Linked DNA regions of Homo sapiens: region 2 is linked to region 1. A link is an interaction called in ENCODE POLR2A ChIA-PET data of the cell type or tissue named here. Cell type or tissue: OCI-LY7. All regions are shown on one strand. Region 1 holds the start of SCYGR8 (small cysteine and glycine repeat containing 8). Region 2 overlaps SLC19A3 (solute carrier family 19 member 3).

Evidence for each region. Peaks named below come from ENCODE experiments on the same cell type or tissue, not always from the same donor. Only the 100,000 strongest peaks of a DNase experiment are listed, where the experiment ranks them.
Region 2: POLR2A ChIA-PET joins it to region 1 with 19 read pairs; 4 of 35 experiments call an interaction of 5 or more read pairs at or near these places.

What each region holds. Positions count from the first base shown.
Region 1 is chr2:227,742,386-227,747,385 of GRCh38, reverse strand. SCYGR8 (small cysteine and glycine repeat containing 8) reads right to left here and starts at 1,492. Exons shown (of 1, transcript NM_001395409.1): 1 at 1,166-1,492. The coding sequence starts at 1,492. The coding sequence ends at 1,166. In OCI-LY7, no CTCF peak of the experiment used is centred here; no DNase peak of the experiment used is centred here.
Region 2 is chr2:227,688,999-227,693,998 of GRCh38, reverse strand. All of the region lies in intron 4 of SLC19A3 (solute carrier family 19 member 3), which reads left to right. Among named protein-coding and RNA genes, the nearest start is that of SCYGR5, 25 kb to the right of the region's middle. In OCI-LY7, no CTCF peak of the experiment used is centred here; no DNase peak of the experiment used is centred here.

The DNA.
Region 1 (5,000 bases):
TTACTAATTCTTCAAAACACACTCCCAAATGTCCCTTCCTTCTTGAAGTGATCCGAGTTCCTTTGAATTACACCCATTCCCCATCCAGCAATGTGGAGTTGTTCCTGCCCATGACATACACATCAACATAGAACTTTTAACACGTTTGTTATTCTTCTACCTCATGTTTGTGGTTATTTGTGTATAAATGGAAGTAAACCACACAAGGGCATAATTATATGTGTATCCTTAATGGCCTCCAACCCACATAAAATCATGATTAATGGTAGTTTAATGAAAAATATCTATAAGAATAAAACTAAGGGAAACTGTTCAGAGTTCACTTTTGCATTTTATTATGAAATTTTTCATGAAGAATGGTTGATTAATGAGTACAAAAATACAGTTAAAAGAACAATACCTAGTGCTCAATAAATCAGTAGAGTGACTATAGTAAACAATAAACTATTACCCATTTCAAAACAGTTAATAGAGAATAATTTGAATGTTCCCAGCATAAAAGAAAAAGATTTAAGGTGATTAATATCCCAATTACCCTGATTTGATTATTACACATTATGTAAATTTATTAAAATATCACATGTATCCCCCCCAAATATCTACATCTATTATGTATCAATTTTTTTAAGTAAAAAAATATAGATGGGTTACTACCAAAGGGAAAAAAGATTTTTTGGTGATATAATCAAAATTATAGCACTAAAATGAAGACCATGAATTAGTAAAACAAAAAAAGAAAATTTTAGGAGAACACCTAGAAAAGACTCTATGGCCCAGAAAAGACAGAGCATATGTGGAACACACAAGAAGACCTAATGCCTAGAGAGAAAAGAGTTCAAAGAAGAAAGCATGGTCAAAATCATGATCCTGCTTTGCTGAGCTCAAAACTCAAAATGTCCTGCATCTTTGTGCTTGAATGACATTGTACCAGTTGCCCATGTGACTACCTTAATAATAGGAAGAATTACTTAAACTACAGAGATGAGAACCAAGCAGAAAAGTGCCATGAAGTCTGGGTGACAGGGAGACAGCAGGGAGCACACGGGATGGGATGGAGGAAAGCCACAGCAAGGGGAGCAAGCTGCCTCCCTGCGGCACCTGCAGACCCGCAGTCTTACCAACAGCATGAGTGGCTACAGCCCCTGCCCAGAGGCTGGGTTCCCACCTAGCAGCAGCATTGCTTCTGGCAGCAGCACTTCTGCTGACAGCATCCCTTCTGCTGGCAACAGCCCTTCCCATAGCCACAGCCACACGAGCTGCAGGTGCGGCGGCAGCAGCAGATCACGGGAGTGCTGCAGCAGCCTCCACAGCAGCCACGGCAGCAGGGGCAGCAGCTGGAGCAGCAGCCCACCCGGTAGCACCTGCAGGTGGTGCAGCTGCCACAGCCACCACCGCAGCCACCACCGCCGCAGCCACCACCGCAGCCACCACCACAGCCACCACTGCAGCCACCACAGCCACCACCGCAGCCACCACACCCACAGCAACCCATGGTGTCAGTAGAGAGGACTGAGGAGAAGCGAGGATAGAGGGCTCAGGAGAGATGAAGAGGTCTGATGCCGCCTTCTGTCCGGGGAAGCCCTTATATAGCAACTCCAGCAAGCCAAGCCCAATATGTGGCCCATTTCTTGTTGTTGTTTATCCTATTTCTTGTTGTTGTTTATGAGATCTCATAAAAGATCTCATGAGTTGTCTTACGCCCTACCTTGTGAACATCTTAACAAGCTAATATTGCTAAATTTAACTTTTGCTCATCTCTTAAACCTCTGTTTGGATGAGAACACACCTCTAAGATGTTTGTGTTTGCAAGAACTTAAATGTGTGTTAGGGCTTAAAATAGTGCCCGACACATTGTAAGTATTCAATAGGTATCTTTTGAATTAAATAAATGCCTAGAACATTTAAGAATAATCTTCATTTCTTTATAATCATGAGAGTCTGAATCCAGAGCCAGGTAAAAAGTCTTGTGTCTCTGTTGATACTTCTCAGTTGTCACAGGTTGGACAAAACATTGTTTTTCTCTCTGTTGGAATTCATCACACAGTCTTATGATATTAAAAAAAAACCTTCTTGGCTGGGCACGGTGGCTCACGCCTGCAATCCCAGCACTTTGGGATGCCGAGGCGGGTGGATCACCTGAGGTCGGGAGTTCAAGACCAGCCTGACCAACATGGAGAAACCCCATCTCTACCAAAAATACGAAATTAGCCAGGTATGGTGGCACATGCCTGTAATCCTAGCTACTTGGGAGGCTGAGGCAGGAGAATCACTTGAACCCAGGAGGTGGAGGTCACGGTGAGCTGAGATCATGCCATTGCACTCCAGCCTGGGAGACAGAGGGAGACTCTGTTTCAAAAAAAAAAAATTAGACCAGCTACTCAGGAGGCTGAGGCAGGAGAATCACTTGAACCTGGGAGGCAGAGGTTGCAGTGAGCCAAGATTGTGCCATTGCACTCCAGCCTGGGTGACAGAGTGAAATTCCATCTAAAAAAAAGAAAGAAACAGAGTAGGCATTTCTGAATGTATTACCTTGCACCTTATATCTCACCTTAAAACACAAATATTCTCTTTTCTAGCTCCTTGGGATTTTTCATTCACCAGAAGAATTGCTTGATCATAAAAAATTCCAAAAAAAATATTGTGCTATGTGAAATGCTAAAAACGCAATTATTTAGGGCCTACTCCTAAGTCATCTCCCAAGGGTGAGGTTTCTGTTTGTTGTTTATCTGTTAAATAATTGGGAAAACAAAAGCAACAAAGTTTACATTTGGTGGCTGGCCTTCTCTCGTGCCTCTCTCACGTTTAAGACCCATGGGGAGGCTCCAGGCTTAGGCCTGCCCACGCACTAATGGAATGTTTATTTGGAATGATCCCATTCGGTCCAACTGACTCTACCTGTCAGGCCTCCATTTCCTGCCCCAGGTAGCCCGTGGGTGTGAGTAAGTCAGTAGGGTAAGGTTCTTGCCTGACTATCTCCAGAGTTAAAGGCCTGCCCGGCTAATCTCTATTCTCCAGACAACGCACAGAAGAGGCCCATGCGGTGGAGACCCCGCAGTCCCTCTTGGAACTTACGCTGCAGGTTCTGATCAACAACCACCAGGCTCTGCAGGGGGCTGCATGTCCCCCAGGATGTCGGTGTCCGTGGTTTTACAACTGGCACCTCTTTCATAAGCTGACTTTTTGAAAGCAGAAGAAAGGCTTAAGACACCCTCCCTTGATCTACCTCTCACAGGTGTGGGGCTATGAGGAGTCCTCCTGCTCTCTGTTTTGTCTGCCCAGTGCCCTACATGAGACACTCGTATAATGTCTATGATGCCCACAGTAGAGACATAAGGGCCAGACTCCCTCAGTTGGTTCCTGCTACTTCCAGACCTGCCTGCCCTGCTGTATGAGATGGCTGTCCTTTTTGTTTCATTTTGTTCCTTGATTTTTTGAGACAGGGTCCTGCTCAGTCACACAGACTAGAGTGCAATGGTGCAATCATAGCTCACTGCAGCCTCAGGCTCCTTGGGTTCAAGTGCTTCTCCATCTTCAGCCTCCCAGTAGCTGGGACTATAGACCCATGCCACCAGGTTCAGCTACAGACGGCTGACTCTGGACTCTGTCTGGGGACCTTGTTTTTGTGCTCTTCTCCCTTTTCTTTTTAGATGGAGTTTCACTCAGTCGCCCAGGGTGAAGTGCAGTGGCACAATCTTCACTCACTACAACCTCTGCCTCCTAGGTTCAAGCAATTCTCATGCCTCAGCCTCCCAAGTAGCTGGGATTACAGACGTGCACCACCACACCTGGCTAATTTTTGTATTTTTAGCAGAGACAGGGTTTCACCATGTTGGCCAGGCTGGTCTCGAATTCCCGACATCAGGTGATCCACCCACCTCAGCCTTCCAAAATGTTGGGAGTGTAGGCATGATCCACCACTCCCGGCCTGTGGTGTGCTTTTGACATCACAGCTAAGAAGTATTAATGACCTCAGTAACCCCTAACCAGGGAGAGCAGCGCTCCTAATTCTTCTACTTTCCTGGACCCATGTGTCTTCCAACACATACACAATAGCTTTGGGGCTGGGCTGGGAGATGTCAGGCAAAAACAGCAGCAGTGACAGCATGACAATGGCTGCCCTCCCCTCTCTGTGGAATGCAGATGTCTGATTTTTCAATTGGCCAAAATCTTCAATGTCTCAGGGTTCCTGTAGGCTGAGAGTGAAGTTATTTGGGGGAAGTATCAGGGGATTCTTGGGCTCAAGTTTGCTCAGGCCATAGGTTTCAGTAAGTAATTCACCCTAATCTTATTCTCTGCAAGTGTTCAGCATTTATTATTATTATTATTATCATTATTTGAGACGGAGTCTCACTCTGTTGCCCAGGCTGGAGTGTAGTGGCGCGATTTCAGCTCACCGTAACCTCCACCTCCCAGATTCAAGTGATTCTCTTGCCTCAATCTCCTGAGTAGCTGGGACCACAGGCACGCAATACCACACCTGGTTAATTTTTGTGTTTTTTTAAGTAGAGACACGGTTTCACTACGTAGGCCAGGCTGGTCTTGAACTCCTGACTTCAGGTAATCCACCCGCCTCATCCTCCTAAAGTGCTGGGATTACAGGTGTGAGCCACATCACCCAGCATGTCTTCAGAATTCTTATAGCTCATGCCCAGAACATCTTTGCTCAGGGAATTAGACCACATCTACAACCATTGCTTAGATTCCCAGGGAAACACAACCTAGATGGGACACCTGCCTCAAAACACGTTCACAACAGAGTTGAGGGTTGTTCCAAAATGCACGCTATGGATAGTAACAGCACTTTCCCAAACACTTCAGAAGGTGCCACACCTAGACATCAGCAGCTGCCTCTACCTCTTTCCTGAGTCCACCTGTTGTCATGTCAGGTTATGGAAATTGGCATAGAACATTGAAAAAGAAAAATGGGGAAAATTGAGTGGTTTTTCTCTCCTCTAAATTTTTTTTTCTGAATTTAGAATAATAAATATAAGTTCATTATA
Region 2 (5,000 bases), 53 kb after region 1:
TATAATTCTCTTATCAATGATGTTGAGCACCTTTTCATATACCTGTTTGCCATTCGCATGCCTTTAAAGAAACATCTGTTCAGATTTTTGCCCATTTTTAATCTGATTATTAGACTTTTTTTCCCTGTAGAGTTGTTTGAACTCCTTATATATTCTGGTTTTTAATCCCTTGTCACATGGGTAGTTTGCAAATTTGTTTTTCCATTCTGTGGGTGGCCTCTTTCCTTGGCTGTGCAGGAGCTTTTTAACTTGATGTGATCCCGTTTGTCCATTTTTGCTTTGGTTGCCTGTGTTTGTGGGGTACTCAAGAAATCTTTGCCCACTCCAACGTCCCAGAGAGTTTCCCCAATGTTTTCTTGTAGTTGTTTCATAATTTGAGGTCTTAGATTTAAGTCATTAATCCATTTTGACTTGATTTTGTATATAGTGAGAGATAGGGGTCTACTTTCATTCATTCTTCTGCATACGGATATTCAGTTTTCCCAGCACCATTTGTTGAAGAGACTGTCTTTTCCCCAATGTATGTTCCTGGCATCTTTGGTGAAAATGAGTTTACTGTAGGTGTGTGGGTTCACTATTGGGTTTCTGGGTTCACTCTTCTGTTCCATTGGTCTACATGTCTGCTTTTATGCCAGAACTATGCTGTTTTGGTTACTATAGCTCTATAGTGTAATTCAAAGTCAGGCAATGTGATTCCTCCAGTTTTTTGTTGTTGTTGTTGTTGTTGTTTCATTTTGTTTTGTTTTGCTTAGGATAGCTTTGACTATTCTGGGTCTTCTGTGGTTTCATATAAATTTTAGAATTGCTTTTTCTATTTCTGTGAAGAATATCCTTGGCATTTTAATAGGGATTGCATTGAATCTGTAAATTGCTTTGGATAGTATGGGCATTTTAACAATATTGATTCCTCCAGTCCATGAATATGGAATATCATTCCATTTTGTGTGTGTGTGTCCTCTTCAATTTCTTGTATCAGTGTTTTATAGTTTTCATTGCAAAGATCTTTCACTTCTTTAGTTAATTCTTAGGTATTTTATCTGTAGCTATTGTAAATAGGATTACTTTCTTGATTTCTTTTCCAGATTGTTCTGTTTGCATATAGAAATGTTATGGAGTTTTGTATGTTGATTTTATGTCCTGCAAATATACTGAACTTATTTATCAGTTCTAATAGTTTATTGGTAAGAGTCTTTAAGTTTTCCTAAATGTAAGATCATATCGTCTGCAAGCAAGGATAATTTGACTTGATCCTTTCCAATGTGGATGCCCTTTATTTCTTTCTCTTGTCTGATTGCTCTAGAGAAGACTTCCAGTGCTATGTTGAATAGCAGTGGTAAAAGTAGGCATCCTTGTCGTGTTCCAAATCTTAGAGAGTAAAGCATTTCAGCTTTTTCCCATTCAATCTGGTACTAGCTGTAGGTCTGTCATATATGGCTTTTATTATGTTGACTATGTTCCTTCTATACCCAGTTTTTTGAGGGTATTTAGCCAGAAGGAATGTTGAATTGTATCACATACTTTGTTTAGCATCAATTGAATGATCATAGTTTTTGTCCTTCATTCTGTCGATGTGATTTATCACACTGATTGATTTACATATGTTAAATGATCCTTGCATCCCTGGGATAAATCCCACTTAGTCATGATAGATTATCTTTCTAATGTATTATTGAATTCAGTTTGCTAGTATTTTGTTGAGAATTTTTGCATCAATATTCATCAGAGATTGGCCTGTAGTTGTTTTTTGTTTTTAATGTGTCTGGTTTGGTGTTAGGGTAACACTGGCCTTGTAGAATGAGTTTGGAAGTATTCCCTCCTCTGTTTTTTAGAATAGTTTGGTTAGGATTGGAATTAGTTCTTTGATAGAATTCAGCAGTGAAGCCATTGGGTCCTGGGCTTTTCTTTAGTGGGAGGCTTTTTATTATGACTTCAATCTTATTACTTATTATTGGTCTTCTCAGGTTTTGGATTTCTTCATGGTTCAATCGGATAGGTTGTTTGTATATAGGAATTTATCCATTTCTTCTAGATTTTCCAATTTATTGGCATATACTTGCTCATAGTAGCCACTGATGATCCTTTAAATTTCTGCAGTATTGGTTGTAATGTTTCCTTTTACATCTCTAGTTTTATTTACTTGGGACTTCTCTCTTTTTCTTAGTCTGGCTAAAGGTTTGTCAGTTTTATCTTTTCTAAAACCCAACTTTTTGTTCATTGACATTTTGTATTGTTTTCTTCATTTCAATTTCATTTCTTTCTGATCTGATATTTATTATTTCCTTTCTTCTACTAATTTTGGGTTAAGTTTACTCTTACTTTTCTAGTTCTTTATGACGCATCATTAAGTTATTTATTTCAGATGACTTTTTTTTTCTTCTTTTCTTTAAGAGACAGGGTCTTACTATGTTCTCCAGGCTGAACTGCACTGGCGTGATAATCTCTACTCACTGCAACTTCTGCCTCCTGGGCTCAAGTGATCCTCCTGCCTCAGACTCCTGAGAAGCTGGGATCACAAACATGCACCACCACACCTGGCTAATTTTTGTGTATTTTTGGTAGAGACAGGGTTTCACCATACTGCCCAGGCTGGTCTAGAACTCTGGAGCTCAAGTGATTCATCTGCCTCAGCCTCGCAGAGTGCTGGAATTATACACATGGGCCACCACACCCGGCCTCTCTTCTTTTTTTTATGTAGGCACTTGTAACTATAAACTTCCCTCTTAATACTGCTTTCACTGTGTCCTATAGGTTTTGGCATGTTGTGTTTCCATTATCATTTATTTCAAGAAATTTTTCAGTTTCTCTCAATTTCTTCATTGACCCACTGGTCATTCAGGGGCATATTGTTTAATTTCCATGTGTTTCTATGGTTTCCAAAATTCCTCTTGTTGTTGATTTCTAGTTTTATTCTATTGTGGTCAGAGACGATGTTTGATATTAATTATTTCAAATTTTTGAATATGTTTTAAGAGTTGTTTTGTAACCTAACATGGTTTATCCTTGACAATGATCCATATGCTGAGAACAATGTGTATTCTGTGGCCATTGGATGAAAAGTTCTGTAAATATCTATTAGGTCCATTTTTTCTATAGTGCAGATTAAGTCTGATGTTTCTTTATTGATTTTCTCTCTGGAAGATCTGTCCAGTGCTGAAAGTGGGGTTTTAAAGTCTCCAACTATTACTGTATTGGATTCTCTTATCTCCTTCTAGCTCTAATACTTGCTTTATATATGGGTGCTCCATACGTTAAAAAAAATTTACAATTTTTTTTTTTTTTTTTTTTTTTTTTTGAGATGGAGTCTCGGTCTGTCACCCAGGCTGGAGTGCAGTGGCACGATCTCAGCTCACTGCAAGCTCCACCTCCCGGGTTCACACCATTCTCCTGCCTCAGCCTCCCGAGTAGCTGGGACTACAGGCGCCTGCCATCATGCCCAGCTAATTTTTTGTATTTTTAGTAGAGACGGGGTTTCATCGTGTTAGCCAGGATGGCCTTGATCTCCTGACCTCATGATCTGCCCACCTCGGCCTCCCAAAGTGCTGGGATTACAGGCATGAGCCACCGCGCCTGGCCGTATTTACAATTTTTATATTCTCTTGCTGAATTGACCCTTTTATCATTGTTTAATGACCTGTGTCTCTTACAGTTTCTGTCTTGAAATGTATTTTCTCTGCTATATGTATAGCTACAAGTCCTCTTTTTTTGTTTGTTTCCATTGGCATGGCATATCTTTGTCCATCCCTTCATTTTCAGTCTATGTATGTCTCTATAGGTAAAATGTCTTTCTTGTAGGCAACAGGTCATTGGGTCTTTTTAAAAATCCATTCAACCACTCTCTTTTGAAGAGTTTAGATTGATAAGTAAGGACTTACTCCTGTTATTTTGTTATTTCTTTTCTGGTTTTGCAGTGTTTTTCCTTTTCTTTCTTCCTTTTAGTGAAGGTGATTTTCTCTGGTGATATAATTTAATTTCTTTTTTACTTTTTGGGTATCCATTGCATGTTTTTCAATTTGAGATTACCATGAGGCTTGCAATACTATCTTATAACCCATTATTTTAAGCTGATAACAACTTAAGACTATTTGCATAAACAAACAAGCAAAAAGAAAACTAATAAAAACTCTACAGTGTAGCTTTGTCCTCCTGCTTTTTAACTTTTTGTTGTTTCTCTTTATATCTTATTGTACTATTTGTCTTGAAAATTTGTAGTTACTATTTTTGATTGGTTCATCTTTTAGTCTTTCTACTTATGAGAGTAGTTTACATACCCCAGTTACAGTGTGATAATATTCTGTGTTGTTCTATGTACCTATTATTACAAGTGAGTTTTGTGCCTTTACATGTTTTCTTATTGCGCATGAACGTCCTTTTCTTAGAGATGGAAGTACTCCCTTCAGCATTTCTTGTAGGACAGGTCTGGTGTTGATGAAATCCCTCAGCTTCTATTTGTCTGGGATGGTCTTTATTTCTCCTTCGGGTTTGATATTTTCACTGGATATACTATTCTAGGGTAAAAGTTTTTCTCCTTCAGCACTTTAAATATGTCATGCCACTCCCTGGTTCTAAAATTTCTACTGAAAAGACTGCTGCCAGACATTGGAGCTCTCTTGTATGTTATTTATTTCCTTTCTCTTGCTCCTTTTAGAATCCTTTCTTTATCCTTAACCTTTGGGAGTTTGATTATTAAATACCTCTAAGTAGTCTTCTTTGGGTTAAATCTGCTTGGTGTTCTGTAACCTTGTCCTTGGATATTGATCTCTTTAGGTTTGGGAAGCTCTCTGATATTATCCCTTTGAATAAACTTTCTACCTCTATCTATTTCTTTACCTCCTCTTTAAGGCCAATAACTTAGATTTTCCTTTTTGAGGCTGTTTTCTAGGTATTGTAGGTGTGCCTCATTCTTCTTTTTTCTGTTGTCTCCTGACTGTATTTTTAAATAGCTTGTCTTCAAGCTTGCTAATTATTTCTTCTGCTTGATCAGTTCTGCTGGTATGAGATTC